Regions from separate parts of the Mus musculus genome. Here region 2 is linked to region 1. A link is a loop called in an ENCODE intact Hi-C map of the cell type or tissue named here. Cell type or tissue: gastrocnemius. All regions are shown on one strand.

Evidence for each region. A loop is a pair of places that touch in the nucleus more often than their neighbours do. Peaks named below come from ENCODE experiments on the same cell type or tissue, not always from the same donor. Only the 100,000 strongest peaks of a DNase experiment are listed, where the experiment ranks them.
Region 2: a loop joins it to region 1, with 3 times the contacts of the local background. A loop is called at or near these places in 29 of 42 quality-filtered maps.

Annotation. Positions count from the first base shown.
Region 1 is chr5:36,036,709-36,044,708 of GRCm38, forward strand. It overlaps Sorcs2 (sortilin-related VPS10 domain containing receptor 2), which reads right to left. Exons shown (of 27, transcript NM_030889.2): 13 at 6,735-6,826; 14 at 5,384-5,491; 15 at 2,603-2,723; 16 at 1,413-1,546; 17 at 698-826. Among named protein-coding and RNA genes, the nearest start is that of Gm52811, 44 kb to the right of the region's middle. In gastrocnemius, no CTCF peak of the experiment used is centred here; DNase peaks (open chromatin) are centred at 3,091 and 4,431.
Region 2 is chr5:36,210,263-36,218,262 of GRCm38, forward strand. All of the region lies in intron 2 of Sorcs2 (sortilin-related VPS10 domain containing receptor 2), which reads right to left. Among named protein-coding and RNA genes, the nearest start is that of Psapl1, 10 kb to the left of the region's middle. In gastrocnemius, no CTCF peak of the experiment used is centred here; a DNase peak (open chromatin) is centred at 3,161.

The DNA of each region.
Region 1 (8,000 bases):
ATGGGTGGATAGGTGGATGGATGGATGGATGAGTGGGTGGGTGGGTGGGTAGATAGATGGGTGGGTGGATAGGTGGATGGATAGGTGGATGGATGGGTGGGTGGATGGATAAAGATAGTTGGGTAGATGGATGGATGGGTGAATGGTTGGGTGGGTAGGTGAATGGATAGATGGATAGATGGATGGGTGGGTGGAGGGATAGATGGATGGAGGAGGACAGTTGGGTGGATGGATAATAGATGTTAGGCTATATACTGCCAAGGCTAAAGCATTTAGTTCCTGTTCCTGCCTCTGTTTCTTCTAGTTCTCCATGGTAAGTAATAAGGAACCTCCCACAAAGGGTGAGGAAATGGCCCATCACATGGAGCCTGTGGGCCCTGATGAAGCTGCAGGATCACAGATGTTATGTATTTGGTATTTCTACATAATGTTGATTCTGTACAAGCAGTTTGTTCAGCTTCACCCACTTGGTGGGGTGAAGGGCCTCCCTGCCACTCCCCCTCCTGCAGAACTTTTAGCCAGCGCAGCACAGACTGTAGGACTCGTTGTATGTCATGGGCTTAGGCCCAGAAGGTGAGTATGCCAGTGGCTGAGATTTCAGCTAAAATGGAGGAAAACCTGGTGTGGGGGAAAGAGGGGGTGGGTAGATGGGTGAGTGGATGGGTGGCTGACCGGCTGGGTGGCTAAGTGTACTCACCCAAGGCTACTAGTGTAAGTCTGACCCAAGACACAGTCTTCAGGAGGAGACAAAGGGTTGAACCAGAAGTTGGCAGAGCACTTGTTGGCAGTGGACTCCGAGGAAGATGAGCGCTCAAACCCGTAGTCACTGGGAAGGGAAAGCTGGGTTAAAAGGTAAGAGTAGAGGGAGCAGCTAGGGTGGAGAACCTTACAGCACAGGTCTAGAGGTGTCCATTTGTGGGGACATGGGTGAATCCACAAGTTTAATCCAGAGAACAGATTGAACAGACTAGCTCCATTCCAGTCCAAGGAGGCTGAAAATGAAGTAGAGCCTGGAAGGCTTCCTGGGGGAGGTGAGTGACACTCAAAGGATGCCAGGGAGAGAGGGGGAAGCAAGGAGTGGCTGTTGGCTGTGCAACCAGGGTCAGCTGCCCTGGAAAGGACACAGGAGACCTGAATGTGGGGTGCTGGGTAGAGAGTGTGAGGCAGGATGGGAGTGGAGGCTTTGCAAACGACATTGTCACAGGGTAGTATGCCTTTGAGTAGAATGAATCCTAGAGGGAGCAGAGGGCTAGGTGAGTGTATCTTGCTCCCATGATGCCCCAGGGTAGAGGCGGCAGTGTGTGTCTGGAGATCTTCCTTGAAGGACACTGCGACCTCTGCCCTGGTTCTGGGGACAAGGTCGTCATGAAATAGAGGTGCTGGAGGAGCCAGGAGGGAGGGACAGTGCTCACCAGAGGAAGTCGGAGTCCCGGCACTTGCACACACGTGACGTGAGTGCTGATGTGAAGCTCCGTCCCTTGACACACCAGGATGTGGACTTTCTCTTCCGGTAACTTCTCTGTTGGCCCATGATGCAGTGATCACCCTGTAGCAAGAACACTAGGATGAGGAACGGACAGAGGACGGTGACAGCTGTCACTGGCTTGTCCTGTGGCTCCTGCCCTGGTGGCAGCTGGGGTGGGGGCATTTGCCTCCTTTGACAAACAGGGAAACTGGGGTTCAAAAGAACTTGACATATCAGTCAACTGGCTCAGCTTCCCTCATCTCAAGCCTTATGGCTGGCCCTTGATGGTCACAGAACAGCTGGACCAGGGTTGTGAATAACTGGAGATGAGCTGTGTCTAGAGGGCTCCTGTGGACACACAGGAGATTCTTAGACTATGCTTGGAACAACACTGCCCTGATTCCAATAACAGGGCCCCTGGTAGTGATGGGACAGAGTTGTCAGGGACTCTGGAATCTTTTCAAGGCTCATTTGAGCACTTTCTTGTAAACCAGTTTCTGCAGAGAGCTGTTGAGTCACTAGCCAGAGTATCCTCCATGTGCGAACTCTCGATGCTCGATTCCAGCTCCTGGTTGACTTCAGCTACTGCCCTAGCTAGTGGCTCAGGCAGAGTCTCTGACTCCAGGTGTCTCCTCTTAGGAATTTTCCATCTTTCTTGGCTACAAATCTCCACTTGCTATTCTGGCTCCCTGGTCTTTAATAAACTCCTCCAGGCTGACCACAGAACCTTCAGCAGGTGACACTAAATCACACCCACTCACAGTCCCCAGGTACCCACTGAAGTGTCAGCTTCTCTTGTTCCACCCTCCAGGAGCTGACATGGGGCCTTCATGTTCAACCCAAGGTGCGAAGGTTAGACATTGATGATGCATTATAACATAGGACAGCCTCAGACCCTGATGTCATATAGTCTTTGCCCATCTCCCCATAAGCAAAAAAGTTCCAAATTATATCATGGAGACCTCCGGGCTGAGGGTGAGGCTCAAGCCCTGCAGGTGCTAGGGTCATTAAGAACTGCAGATCAGAGCAGCTACAGGTACGAGGATGGCCCACAACATCCTTGAGTGGGAAGAGGTTGGCACCTGTGAGGTTCCCTGGAAGAGGAAAGGGCCCTGTGGCTGCAGGCGCATGGCCCACCTGGAGGTCAGTGAGGTCCCAGGAGCTGTAGTCATCCTCGCCACACTGCCGGGGGAAGGAGGGCCGGAAGTCAACCTTGACCAGCTCCCAGTCAGAGCGGAAGCTGATGTGACCAAAGACCCTGAGGGGAGAAAGAAAGACACTTCAGATGGACCCTTCCCTGATGACCAGACACTCAGGTTCCCTGTACCACCACCTGTAATAGCTCTCCTGGTCAGTAGGATTCGAGGATGTGACATGTCATCCACTGGCCTTGGCCTGATGTTATCGTCCTCAGAGTGATTGCTGTTTGTGGCATGCTGATTGTACTAGAGCAGGTTATCCATCCAACCCATGCAATCCCCTTTCTGCCAGGGTAGGCTCCCTGCCTTCTTGGCTGCCACAGACCTTTCCATAGCCTACACACCAGACACTTGCTTTGGGTGAGCAGGAGCCAAGTCTCGTATTATCTGATGTCTCCTTGCCTTTCTGCCAGCCTGCCTCTGCCTACCATGGGATTGGTTCCAGGCAGGGCTGGCACTCCAGAGAGATAAGTCACTGTAAGGCTTGGACAGTGAATGAAAGGGTCCCATGACAGACAGCGCAATGCATCCCACTGAGCAGAGAAAGGGACAGAGGGCGGCCAGCCGCACAGGAAGCACCATGATGCATGGAGGCTAGGCGTGCTCAGCTTGGTCTGAGACCAGCGTTGCACACTGGCTTTGGCTCCTCCCATCCAACTGTCCTGCAGACCATGGGTGGCCTTGTCTCGGAAAACCTGCTGTTCAGATGGGTGTTCCTCTTGTCAGAGCTCATTGTCACCTTGACAGGCAGCTAGAGAGAGGGGTTCCCACATTTCTGTCCATCTCCTTAGGGCTCACCGTATCCTGTGAGGAATGTATGCTGATCGCCCCAGATTTCAGAGGGGAACAAGACTAAGGAAGGGCCCCACCCAGGGTGATACATGGGTTGGCAGCTCACAATTGTGAGGCTTGGCCTTCACCATGGCCAATTAGCCTGAGTGTGATAGCCGAGCATCTCCTGTATGGGAATGTCCCATACTCTACATTCTGAGCTCAAGCAGAGAAGCAAGTTGGTCCAGCTAATCCCATCTCTGTATGCCAGTTCCTGTCTGTAAAGAAACCTTAGTTCCTACTGTGGGCATCTCTTATCTAGTTGAACGGTTCTAGCAGGATAGGCCAAAGGGCCACTGACTACTTGGCAGAGAGCAGGAAATGTGGGCCATGCTGTAGAATGTATTACTGGCTCCGCCCTAGGGATGGCCTGTAGCCCTGCTAGGCTGAAAGCCCTCATAGTACAGCCCAAGGCTGGGACCCTCTGTCCTGTGCTGTGCTGTGGGCAGTGCTGGGAACAATGTCCTGACAAGGTAACTGGGCAGCTTAGATGTGACCTCTGGGTGGATGAAGATAAAGGTTCCATAAGGGTGGGGCTCTGTCCTAAGCTCAGACAGAAAAGTTTTTCATTCTGCCAGCCTGTGTCACGTGAATGATCTCCATGCCCACTGAAATTGGAAGCTGTTTGAAGATGCAGCCTTGTGAAAGGCTTCGTAGGAACCTTGTGGCGCTGTTTAAAAACTTAAAACATGAACGCGCCTGCCTGTGAACTTTGCAGCTTTCTCCAGATGAATGCCGGCTGCAGGGATGAAAGCTGCATTTGGGACCAGACCCGGATCTGAGGACCTTGGCTGCACAAAGCACGAATGTCCCAAAGCAGCCACAAAATGCAGACTACAAGATGAAGTGAGGTGGAGGAGGGGAGGGGATGTGCTCAGGGCAGAGATGGCCCTGTGGTGGGGCCGGGCTGGGGAAAGCGGAGGCTGGGAACCCTGCCAGCTTGCTGGAGCTCTGAGAGCCCTGTGAGGGCTGTCGCCTTTGTTGCTAGCCCTTGCTTTGCAGGTTTAGTCCAGCAAACTGTTCAGCCTCCTTGTAAAGAGGCCAAGGAACCAGGTTGAGTCTGCCCCAGCCCAGACTTCCTCACCTGCTTTTCTTGACAAATACCAAGCACCATAGCCCTGACCTCCCCTGCTGTCCCACACCACAGCCTTCACACAGACAGTTCACACAGACTGGGGAAGCATGAGCCCCCACCCCTATCCCCTGCAGGGTCATTGAAGGCCACAGCATCATGGAGCACCTGACCAAGAACAACCTGCTTGCCTCCCAAGCTGCTAAATAGAGGGTGACTGGGACTATCTCAGCCTTCCATGCCTGGTGCTCAGCTCTTCTGGGATACACATACTACTTGTGTCCTGTAGTAGGACTTGCCCTGGCTTTCTGCTAGCCACCCAGAAAGGAGGATGAGAGGTCATCACCACAGTGGGCTTTCTCACTGCAGCCTGACTGTGGAAGGAACTACATCTGCTTCTGGGGGGGGGGTCATGGACATTCTGTATGGATTCCAGGGGGCTGTGGTCACTCCATGGAGGTACTGGGATGCTCTGTGGGGTTCTGTAGGGGTCACGGATGCTCCATGGGGCTCTCTGGACACTTCATGGGACTCTATGAATGCTCCCTGGGGCCCTGAGTGGGGAGAGGCATGCAGGCTACATCACCTCCCCAGCTTTTTTCCTGGCTGTCACTGGCCAGTGCAGGCAGCAGATGTGCCTGCTAGCCAGGGTGAGAGGAGGAGCCACTGGCCTAGTAGCAGGAAGCAGAGGCCCAGTATGAGGTCACCTCCTGGGAGTGGCTCTGACCCCACCCCCCCACCCAGTGCTGTGGGCAGTGCTGTGGTCTTCCTCACATCAGATGTGCCTGTTTCACCCACGTCCCCTTCCACACTCACGTCATGACCAGCGTCTCATCCCCTGGCTCGCTCAGCAACCCATCCACGAACACTGAGGTGCTGGTGAAGTTGTGTGTGCTCCACGTGTGGCCCTCATCCACGCTGAACCTGTTAAAGGCCACCAGTGTCCACAGAGCGGCATGGTCTTACTCCTTTCTAAGATGTTCTACCTCCCATGCCTGACTCCTATCCACCAGAGACCAGTTCTGGGACAGCTCAACACCTAGGCCACAGCTAGACCACATCCCCCCTCTCTCCGGTAAGACCACCTGCCAGCCACATGGCATCCTTGACTAATCAGCAATGAGAAGGACTGGTACCACATAGGCACTGTGCCCCATGAATAGCAGGGACAGCCGAGCCTTAGAAACATCCAGGAATAGCATGCAAGGCTTGATCACAGCTCAGGGTTCCTCTGTCAGTGACATGTTAATATTACAGAGATATTACCTCCCAGGACACACAGCTATCTTTTCTTTTCTTTTCTTTTCTTTTCTTTTCTTTTCTTTTCTTTTCTTTTCTTTTCTTTTCTCTTCTCTTCTCTTCTCTTCTCTTCTCTTCTCTTCTCTTCTCTTTCTTTCTCTCTCTCTCTCTCTCTCTCTCTCTCTCTCTCTTTCTTTCTTTCTTTCTTTCTTTCTTTCTTTCTTTCTTTCCTTCCCTTCCTTCCTTCCTTTCTTTCTTTCTTTCTTTCTTTCTTTCTTTCTTTCTTTCCTTCCTTCCTTCCTTCCTTTCTTTCTTCCTCTCTCTCTCTCTCTCTCTCTCTCTCTCTCTCTCTCTCTCTCTCTCTCTCTCTTTCTCTCTCTCTTTTCAGACTAAAGTGATACTGGCTGCCTGGATGTTTCCTAGCTCTGCCTCCTAAATATCCATGTTACCCTGTCCTCAATTTGTCAATGGGTCTTTCAGCTATCTGAAGCTTCAGTTGAACCACCTCTTACCTGGGCACCCACTGGCTTCCTTATCTGCACTCCCGGCTCTATTCCTCTGTTAACAGTTTTTTACTGATACGTAAGAGTGTCTCTCTGGACTCCTGAGCCCCCAGCACCCTTCCAAGTTACCATAACTAGGCTATGTATTTTTTTTCATCCTGAGTGCAACATGGTCCATCTCTGGGGCACCTCAGAGGGTTGGGAGGCATGAGTCACCCCAGTGTTAGGCTCCCAGGGCACTGTTCTAGTCTACTCTGTGCCCACATGCCTGCCCTCTGCCCACATGTCCACCCTCTGCCCACATGTCTGCCCTTTGCCCACATGCCTGCCCTCTGCCCACATGTCCACCCTCTGCCCACATGTCCACCCTCTGCCCACATGCCTGCCCTCTACCCACATGCCTGCCCTCTGGCCCATGCTCTCACTTGAGGATCTTCAGGGGGATGGAGGTGTCCTTGATGGCGGCAATGACACCACCGTGGTCCAGGTACAACACATGGTGCTCTTCCTCAAAGACCTGCAGGGTGACATATACTCTTAGGTGAGACCCCGACAAGGCTAGCAGAGCCTCCAACACCCCCATATCCACCCCTGACTTAGCACACGAGGGGTTTGGCAGACAGTGGCCATTTCTCTACCCTGAGGGATAGAGGAAACAGTGGTGTGTACACTCACCACCCTTCCCACAGAAACCCAGGTCAGCAAAGGGCCCAGCAATGAGGGAAGCACAGTGCCCAGGTCTGAGGTCAGGATGAGCCCCAGGCCTATGTGGGGTGTAGTAACAGAGCCTGGGTCCTTAATACCACTGCCACCAGGTGGGTGTGGCCAGCGCTGGCTCCCTGTAGTCCCAGCCTCACTAATCCACAAGTGCCATCATACTTTCCAGCCAGGAAGTCATTGGAGGCAGATGACTCTGAGCCCTCTGTGGCCATCTCAGTGGAGGTCTGAGCTGGGTATCAGGGGCCCTGGCATCCAATGAGTACATGAATGAATGGCCACCATATGGATGAATTAATGAATGGGTGCTCTGAGGGTAAATGAATGAATGCCCCCTGAGGGTTTGCTGGGGGAGACAAAGGTATCTTGATAGGGTCCACCTAGGAGGGACAACCATGCTAGCCACAGTCATATGTGGATACCCTGGAACAAGCACATCTTACAGACAGGAAGTAAGGATATGCCAAGGGCCTCGCAGTTAGGAGTGACAGAGCCAGGCATGGCCCTAAGTCACTCCAGGATACGTCAGTGGACAGGCACACATGGGGTACAGAGAATGTCCACAGACACTGTGAATGAAGGCCTTGCTGTCTGGGCCACATCACCTTCCCTCTTCTCTAGGTAGTGGTTGCCATCCCTCCTGCTATGGGTGCTGGAGGTGCCAGGGCTCAGGAGGTTAGAGAAGAACCCAGGGACCTAATCATTAGCTATCCCAAGACATCAGTGGGCTGTCTCCTGTGAATGCTTCCATCTGCAGCAAGGTGACCTGGGCCAGGGAAGAAGGGAAGAACATTGTGGCGTAGGCTAGATGAACGGGCATAGATCAAGCTAGGTAAGGCAAGAGAAAGGGCCGAACTGCTGCTTCCAGATGGGTGTGGCCTACCCACACCAGCCCTGGCTAGAATGGAAGAGGTCCTGACTCCAAGAAAGTAGGCCCAACAGTAAGCTGTTTGGAGACACTGTCTGAGAAATTG
Region 2 (8,000 bases), 170 kb after region 1:
GGCCAGCATCTCAATATCCACCACCACACTCACATGGCCAACGAAGATATAAGGGCTAGGGAGGGTGACAAGCCAGGAGACCAAAGCTCTGGGAAAAGCTGGAAATGTTCCATTTGCTATGTCGGGCCAGCCATGCCCTCCCAAACCACTGCCCACAGACTCCAGAGCCCTGAACAGCAGGGAGCCACTGTGCTTCCACAGCTGTGGAAAGAGGGTTAAGGCAACGACTCTAATCCAGTCCGTATCTGGGAACATGCCTTATCAGCTTGAAGCTGGCCATGGTAGGGGAATTCACAGTGTTGACACTGGCCAATACTATACACTGCGGGTGGAGGGTGTCCTACTTTTCTAGGCCTGCTGGCTGCCGTACACTCAGAAGCACCCCACTGTTCTCGAGGCCCTGAGACACGAAGAGCCACAGAAAGCACCATGCCCAGAGGAAGTCAAGGGACACCCAGGCTTCCTGAAAGTTGCCCCAAGCCAGGTGTGGATCAAGCATGAAGGCTGGGTCATCCAAACGGAATAGACCAGGTTAGCATCTCAGGTTGAAGATGAAGGAAGGACTCCATTGCTCAATTTTCCATCAGCAGGAGGTGTGCAGGGACGGGGGCGGGGTGTGCGGGGAGGGACTGGGAAACAGTGGTACTAGCCCACAATCTATACTGGTAGCTCTCAAAGCACAGGGGGTGGGGATGGGGGCGATGAGATCTGGGGGTGGGATGTGGGGGGTACAGGACTGTCACTGTGAAGGGTGGTGTTCACTCAAACCTGCTACTTAACATGCCAGGCAGATGAGCCACATACAAGGAAACAATGCCAACAATGACATTTGAAAGGAAAATGACATTAATATAATGTCAAAATAATACAAAAATCTTAAGGATTGTATGTAATCCCAGGAGAGTGTGAGGAACTCAGCGGAGAGAAAACAACAGGGCGGGAATACCTCAGGAGAGTACCTCGGGAGAGAGATGCTTCAGGTGGAGCCTGCAGGCAGCTCTGGGAAGGCCATTCTGCTGGAAGCTGACATGTTAGACAGGTTAGAGGGCTCAGGACAGAACTGAGCTGGAGCATAGATGGGGAGTGGAGGAGGAGGGTGGTGGGCTGGTGAGAGCAAGAGAGGGCCTGGCTTTGGATGGCTAGCCAGGGGCAGGAGGTTGAGGCCCTAGTGGCTATGTCCAAGGGTCACATGGACTTCTGAGTGAGATGGAAGCCAGGAGCCAGTTCCAAGCGGGGCAAGAGGAAGGGTTCTGTTCTTTAGAAGTTGGGCTTAGGGGCAAGGTGGGAGTATGGGGACCTCACCATGACTAGGGCAGGTGCCCTGGTGGAAGTTTTAGGGGCTGGACAGGCTGAGATGTAGGAGAGATGGGAGTCTGAGCATACCACATAGGAAATGTGACCCAATCCCAGCTGTGACATATGGGCCTCTGCAGAGAAGCAGCTGTACTCGTGCCCCAGTGCAGGTGGGAATTCTGAGCAAAATGGACAAAGACTTCCTTCCATGGGGCCCAGAGTCAGTCCACAGGACACTCTGCTTTGCACGTGGGTGAACATACGGGGGCACCAGACTTGATTTACTTCTCCAGCTCTGTGCTGACCTCTGAGCCACGGGATGAGCACAAACTTCAGTCCAAACAGGCTAGCTGGGTTCCCAGGCCCCTTCCCTACAGGGAATCATCGCTGGAGCCGTGACTGACAAAGGCAGACAGAGAGGGGGTTACCAGACTAAGGCAGGATTTCCTATTTCACAGCAAGTGCTCCCTCTACAGCCAAACAAGGCATGTGGGAAGGAAAAGGTTCAGGCTACTAGATCTTCCTAAGGGAATGGAGGGGGTTTCAGTCCTCAGGTAAGGAGGAAGGAGATGGGGCAGAGCAGGGATAGAGGATAGTGGAAGATTGGTTACACCAGCTTGACACAGAGAGCCATCTTGAGTAGGTCTGTGGTGTACCATGCACACAATGTAGGGCAAGTAGCAGAAGGTAGCATGGGCTTGGCTAGAGCTATCTGCCATGTTGTCATGTGTCCTCTAAAATGCATGTGTTGGGATAATGATGGAGGCCCCCAAGGTGGCACTGGCAGCTTTATAAGGAAAAAGAAGAGATCTATTCACACATCTGTTCTGTCTTGACATGGAAGGCTGGGACAATGCAGTGGCCCTCATTGGAGGAACATGTGTTGGAGCTATACTGTGGCCCTTCAGTTTCCAGAACTCTAAGCTAAATAAATCTCTGTGCTTTGTAACTTATAGTTTTGGGTATTTTGTTACAACAACAGCAAACATGCTGAGATACAGCAGGTCAGTCCCATCCTGCCCTCGACTTCACCAAAAAGTAGTAAGAGATCAGAAGGGCAGCCAGAGGTCAAGCTGTCCTCTGCTGCCTTCCTCTCCAAGTGACCCTCTGGAGCCTGGGTACAGGAAACACTGTGATTCCCCCAGTTTATAGGAGACAGAGGACAGGAAGGGCAAATCAGAGCAGCTGTCTCTACAGAGGTGATGGGAACATGGTGACAGGAAAGGGTTGTAGAGTAGAGGTTCTGGATCCCTTGGGAGGCAAGACTGTGGCTCAGTCTCCACATAGTGGAGAGCAGTGTTGGGCCTGTCACTTTGGAGGTACATGCCACCCCACAGAGGGATCCACAAGAATTAGAAACCTGGTCCCTCTGCCCCATCACTGTAAGAAACAGGAGTTCCTCAGAGACTGATAAAGAATGGTGTCAGAAGCATCGAAGCTGGGCACTGGCCTATCCATTCTACATCCATTAATTGGACTCCCAATCCAAGGCCATACAGCCATCCTCATTCCATAGACAAGGGATCAGAGACAACTAGCAGTTTTCCTAAGGCCACACAGCTTATAAGAAGCAGAATAAGGATTTGAACTCAAAATTTCACTCTGAAAGCCTGGACTTCTGACTCCAGAAGAGATGGAGAAGTCATGAATGGGCAGGTGGAATAGGGTTAAACTGTCCCCTTTGATCTCACAAGCCTACTGCTTTCCACAGGCTCCAGCCAGCAGTCCTGATGGGGACCCAAGTAGAATTTTAAATCAAACGCAGCATGGGTGAGGAAGGTTCTGAGCAGCGGAGCCTGCCTGTGTAAGAGAGAACCAGGCACCAGGCCAGAGAAGACTCCTACACAGAGGGAAACAAAGCCAAACAGAAGCGATGGCAGCCATCTGCTGGTGAAACATTTCAAAGTACAGGTAGCCCCCTGCTCTCCTCGGGATGGTGGGCGCAGAGGCGGCAGGTGGCTCAGTGCCAAGCCTGTGAACTACTTAAGCTTCATGTGGCATCGCACATACCACACAGGCCTGGCAGGTGGCGAGTTCTGAATTCCGACACACTCCCTGGGGTGCACTGCTGTGAGCTTAGCTGGTGAGCAGGTTCTAAGCTACAAGGCAGTGGCTTGGCAGAGGCAGGAAAGGGTGTGGGGACGGGTGTACACAGGACCAAAGCCACCTTCCAAGGTCATGCTTGAGTTCCTGTCTCCTGTGTCCCGTGACACCTGCCTCTGGTTGGACAAGGGAGAACTTCTTGAAATTCTCCAGGTCCTCCAATGCCCATTGGCCTTCATCAACAAGACAAGAGCCCAGGACACTTTGTCTAAGCTCGTCCTGGGTAATGGGGTCTGGGTGTAGCCAGGCCTTGTGCATCAGAGGTGATAGGACCTTGTAGAGAGGGGGACTGTTGCTGTCACCATGTGCAGATGAGAATTTTGGGCATTGAGGAAGACATTTCCCAGTGTTCTACAGTCAGCCCATGGAGCAGCCAACTTCACACATGGGCCTGCTGAACATGATATGCACAGTGCCACAATGGCCAGGTGGCCATGGCAAATCCATCCCCAGGTGCATAAGATCTTTCTGATCCTCCCTTGCACTGGGGTACACAGGTGACCCAGGCTGGGCTAAGAAGCAGGACCTCCCATGAGCTATCTTTCCTGTGTTCTGACCTCCTCTGCCTGATGCAGGCACTGACTGGATGCCCAGACCTAGTCAGGGGTAGGGAGTAAGTAGAGCCACAATACAGAAGGAACCTGGGTCCATGCCATGCTTAAAGGAGAGCTGTCAGAGGACACTGGCTAGTAACTCTCCTAGTCATCTTTACATGCATACCTCAGGGCTGCTGGGCTACAGTTACCTGTACTGGTACAGCATGCCATGTCTGAGCCTAGCTTCTATGCTGCCCACCTCTACCCTACCCTTCTACCTCAGTCAGGCACCAGGGGTGGTGCAGACAACCTCTCACTGGGGAAGGGTTTACAATTCTCAGTTGCAGCATGTCCTTCACAGTAAGTCCAAAGACAAAGTGTGTGGAGAGTGTCTGAGATGGGAGCACTCTCCTGGGAGAGATCAGCCCCTGCATTCAAACAAGGGCTGCAGAGAGTCACACCCCCCCCCCCTCACCCTCAAAGAGGCTGAGAGAACAGTGAGAGAAACTCCAACGAGTCAGGCAAGGCCCAGCCATCCCTGGTCCGGACTCAACACAATGGTGATGATGGGATCACTAATGTAAGTCTCAAAGGCCACCCAGGCACCTCTACTCCCCAGCAATTCTCAGAGTTGGCCCTGACACCTTCAATGTCTATGGCCAGATGGTTCCCATAAAGAAACCCTGGTTAGTAGAAAAACCACCCCAGGATTGAAACCATCCCAGCTCCTTTCTTTGCCATTTGGACCCCACTGTACTATCCCTGGACCCCAAGACAGTCTCAGAAGCCTGGAAATAGATTCTTTTTAAAAATATTTATTTATTTTATGTATATGAGTACTCTGTAGCTGTACAGATGGTTGTGAGCCTTCATGTAGTTGCTGGGAATTAAATTTAGGACCTCTGCTCACTCCGGTCAACCCTACTTGCTCAGTCCCTGCTCACTCCTGCCCAAATATTTATTTATTATTATACATAAGTACACTGTAGCTGTCTTCAGACATACCAGAAGAGGGTGTCAGATCTCATTATGGATGGTTGTGAGCCACTATGTGGTTGCTGGGATTTGAACTCAGGACCTTTGGAAGAGCAGTCAGTGCTTTTAACCGCTGAGCCATCTCTCCAGCCCCTAGATTTTTCTATATACCTCTATGGACCTCTCCTTCATACCTCAGCCATGATGGAAGTGATGGCTTCAGTTAGTTCCTTCCTGGTGTTAAATCCATTTGCAATGATTCTCTGTCTGTACACAAACCCTTGCTCTGAACCCAGGATTTTCTTCTCTGTGAGTTGCTTTACCAATGAAACATACAGAAAGGATGCTATACAAGTTCTGAGCCTGTGTGTTTCCACCTTCCTGATCCCTGTTCTGGGGCTGTGTATGAGCCCAGGCTAACATGATAGAGGATGAGGGTCACCTCTATCATGCCATGTGCTGCAGCAAGCTCAGAGCTGATGGCAACAGGCTTGCTTATACAGAGCCAAGGTATGATGGCTAACATCCATTTTCACCTCAACAGGATCTAGAATCACCAGAAGCCACAATTCCATGCATGTCTGTGAGGCAATTTCCAGAATGATTTAACTAAAGGGAAGACCCATCTTACCCATGGGTAGGTAACACCGTTCTATGAACTGAAGCATGGGGCAGAGAAAAATGGGGAAAGTGAGCTGAGCACCAGCATTCCCCCCTCCTCTCTCTCTCTCTCTCTCTCCCTCTCTCTCTCTCTCTCTCTCTCTACTCTCCCCTCTCTCCCTCTCTCTCTCCCTCTCCCTCTCTCCCTCTCTCTCCCTCTCTCCCTCTCTCTCCACTCTCCCTCTCTCCTACTCTCCCCTCTCTCCCTCTCTCCCTCTCTACCTCTCTCCCCACTCTCCTCACTATCCCCACTATCCCCATTCTTCCTCTCTCCCTCTCTCTCCACTCTCCTCTCTCTCTCCACTCTCCCTCTCTCCACTCTCCCTCTCTCCCTCTCTCTCCCTCTCTTCCCACTCTCCCCTCTCTACCTCTCTCCCACTCTCCCCACTCTCCTCACTCTCCTCACTCTCCCCACTCTCCCTCTCTCCCCACTCTCCCACTCTCCCACTCTCCCCACTCTCCTCACTCTCCTCACTCTCCCCACTCTCCCACTCTTCCACTCTCCCCACTCTCCCCACTCTCCTCACTCTCCTCACTCTCCCCACTCTCCCCACTCTCCCACTCTTCCACTCTCCCCACTCTCCCCACTCTCCCCACTCTCCCCACTCTCCCTCTCTTTCTCTCTCTGTTTCCTGACTGTGGATGCAATGTGACTGGCTGCCTCGTGCACCTGCCACGGCTTTTCCACCATGAGGGACTGTGCACCCTCAAACTACAAGCCAACGCCAGACCCTTCCTTTGGTTGCTTTGTCACATATCACAGCATTGAGAACAGTTGCTAGTGAAGGTGCTCGGGGTCAGAGGCCGCTGTCCACAAGCCGGGTTTACAGAACCATAACTGCTTTCCACCCTACCAAGCAAGCCTTCCTTCTGCCAGGAGACAGCCACCCTAGGAAGAGTTATCTTCTTATCTAAATGGCCCTTCAGTCTCTCGGTTCCCCAGTAACATCAACAGCAGTCTCAACAAACCTGCCACATGTTCAGACACATCAGAGTCCCAGACCCCAAACCCAAGCACGCAGGAGAGAATGACCATGCCCAGGCACGTAGCCTAAGCAGACTCCAAGGCACAGGGTGATGCACACACAGGGACGGTGCTACAGCTCTGAACATTCCACATCTTTTTTACCTTAGTGGGAATTGAAAGTGACTCAGACATCCAAAACCAAGACCTTGGTTAAACAAACGATACCTTCTTTAGATCTGGGTATATTATACAGCCATTAAAAATAGCGGCTGCGAAAACATGCCAGAGCATAAGAAAATGTTTAATACATAATTCCTTTGGGATTCAACATTTATAAAACATGTATATATTTGCATCTTAAAAAGTCTGGAGAGAATATTCATCTTGGATATTAATAGTTTTAATCTCGTGGGGCGGGGCTAACACAAGGATTGCATTTATGCTTCATCTATTTTATAGTTTTTAAGAGTTCTGTGGTAATCACAAGTTATATTTAGCAGGGATTTTCTTTGTGGAGAATTTTCTAGAGGGAAATCTGTCAACACTCTTTCCAAGGTCCTCCCTAAATGATCATAGCTTTACCCAGTGTCCTGTATAAAGGAGCAGAGAGGTCTGAGTGCTGAAAGCCAGGGTGACACCTTGTGGGTGTTGTTCAGTTCAGTAAGACTCCAGACTCACTTCTGGCCTGAGACTCTGCTGGAGCAGAGAACACAAGAAGACCAGATCCTAGGAGGCAGAGGGTAATGACACAGGGAACATATAGCTGACTGTCATCCCAGTCCTGGGAGTAGCGGAGGCACTGACCACTCAGAGTGGGATGTGGGCCTGGGAAGGGCTTCTGGAGGAAGAAACAGAGGCTGCAGGGAGGCCCCAGCCCAGGGGTAGGTGATAACAGTAGTAGACAACTCCAGAGGGGGAGGTCCCAATGTCCAAGGAGGGTTTGAGCTCAACTCAGGCCACCAGGACCTTTTCCACCAGTGCTGTCTTCTATTCTCAAAAGAGAATCTAAGACAGTCATTGTATGTGGACCTAAGAGGTGGGGCTCATCTTCTGGGTCAATTGCCATCATAGTAGGAGAGAAGCCATGGCCCCTATACCAGGAACCACTCCAGGCAAAAACTACCAATAGCATGCTTTTGACCTGCAGGCCAGCTTTCTCCTGGGAGCTCTTTCGTACATGGAATGGCCATATCACAGTATAATTATCACTGTAGGGTGGCCATTCCAGCACACCAGGTCAAATATTGGGAATCTGTAGGTTGAGGAGGGATGAAAGAAAGAGAGGCATCTCCAAGGCCAGGGTAAAGTCCATGAGACTGAGTGTCAGGTCAACTAAGAGGCTATGTTATAGGCCTGGCCAGAATAGGACGGCACGATGCTGTTATTACCCTCAAGAGCCAATACTGCCCTTGGTATTTCTCTGTGATGTAGTTTAGGGTAACTGAACAATTGGTGACTACTGAAAC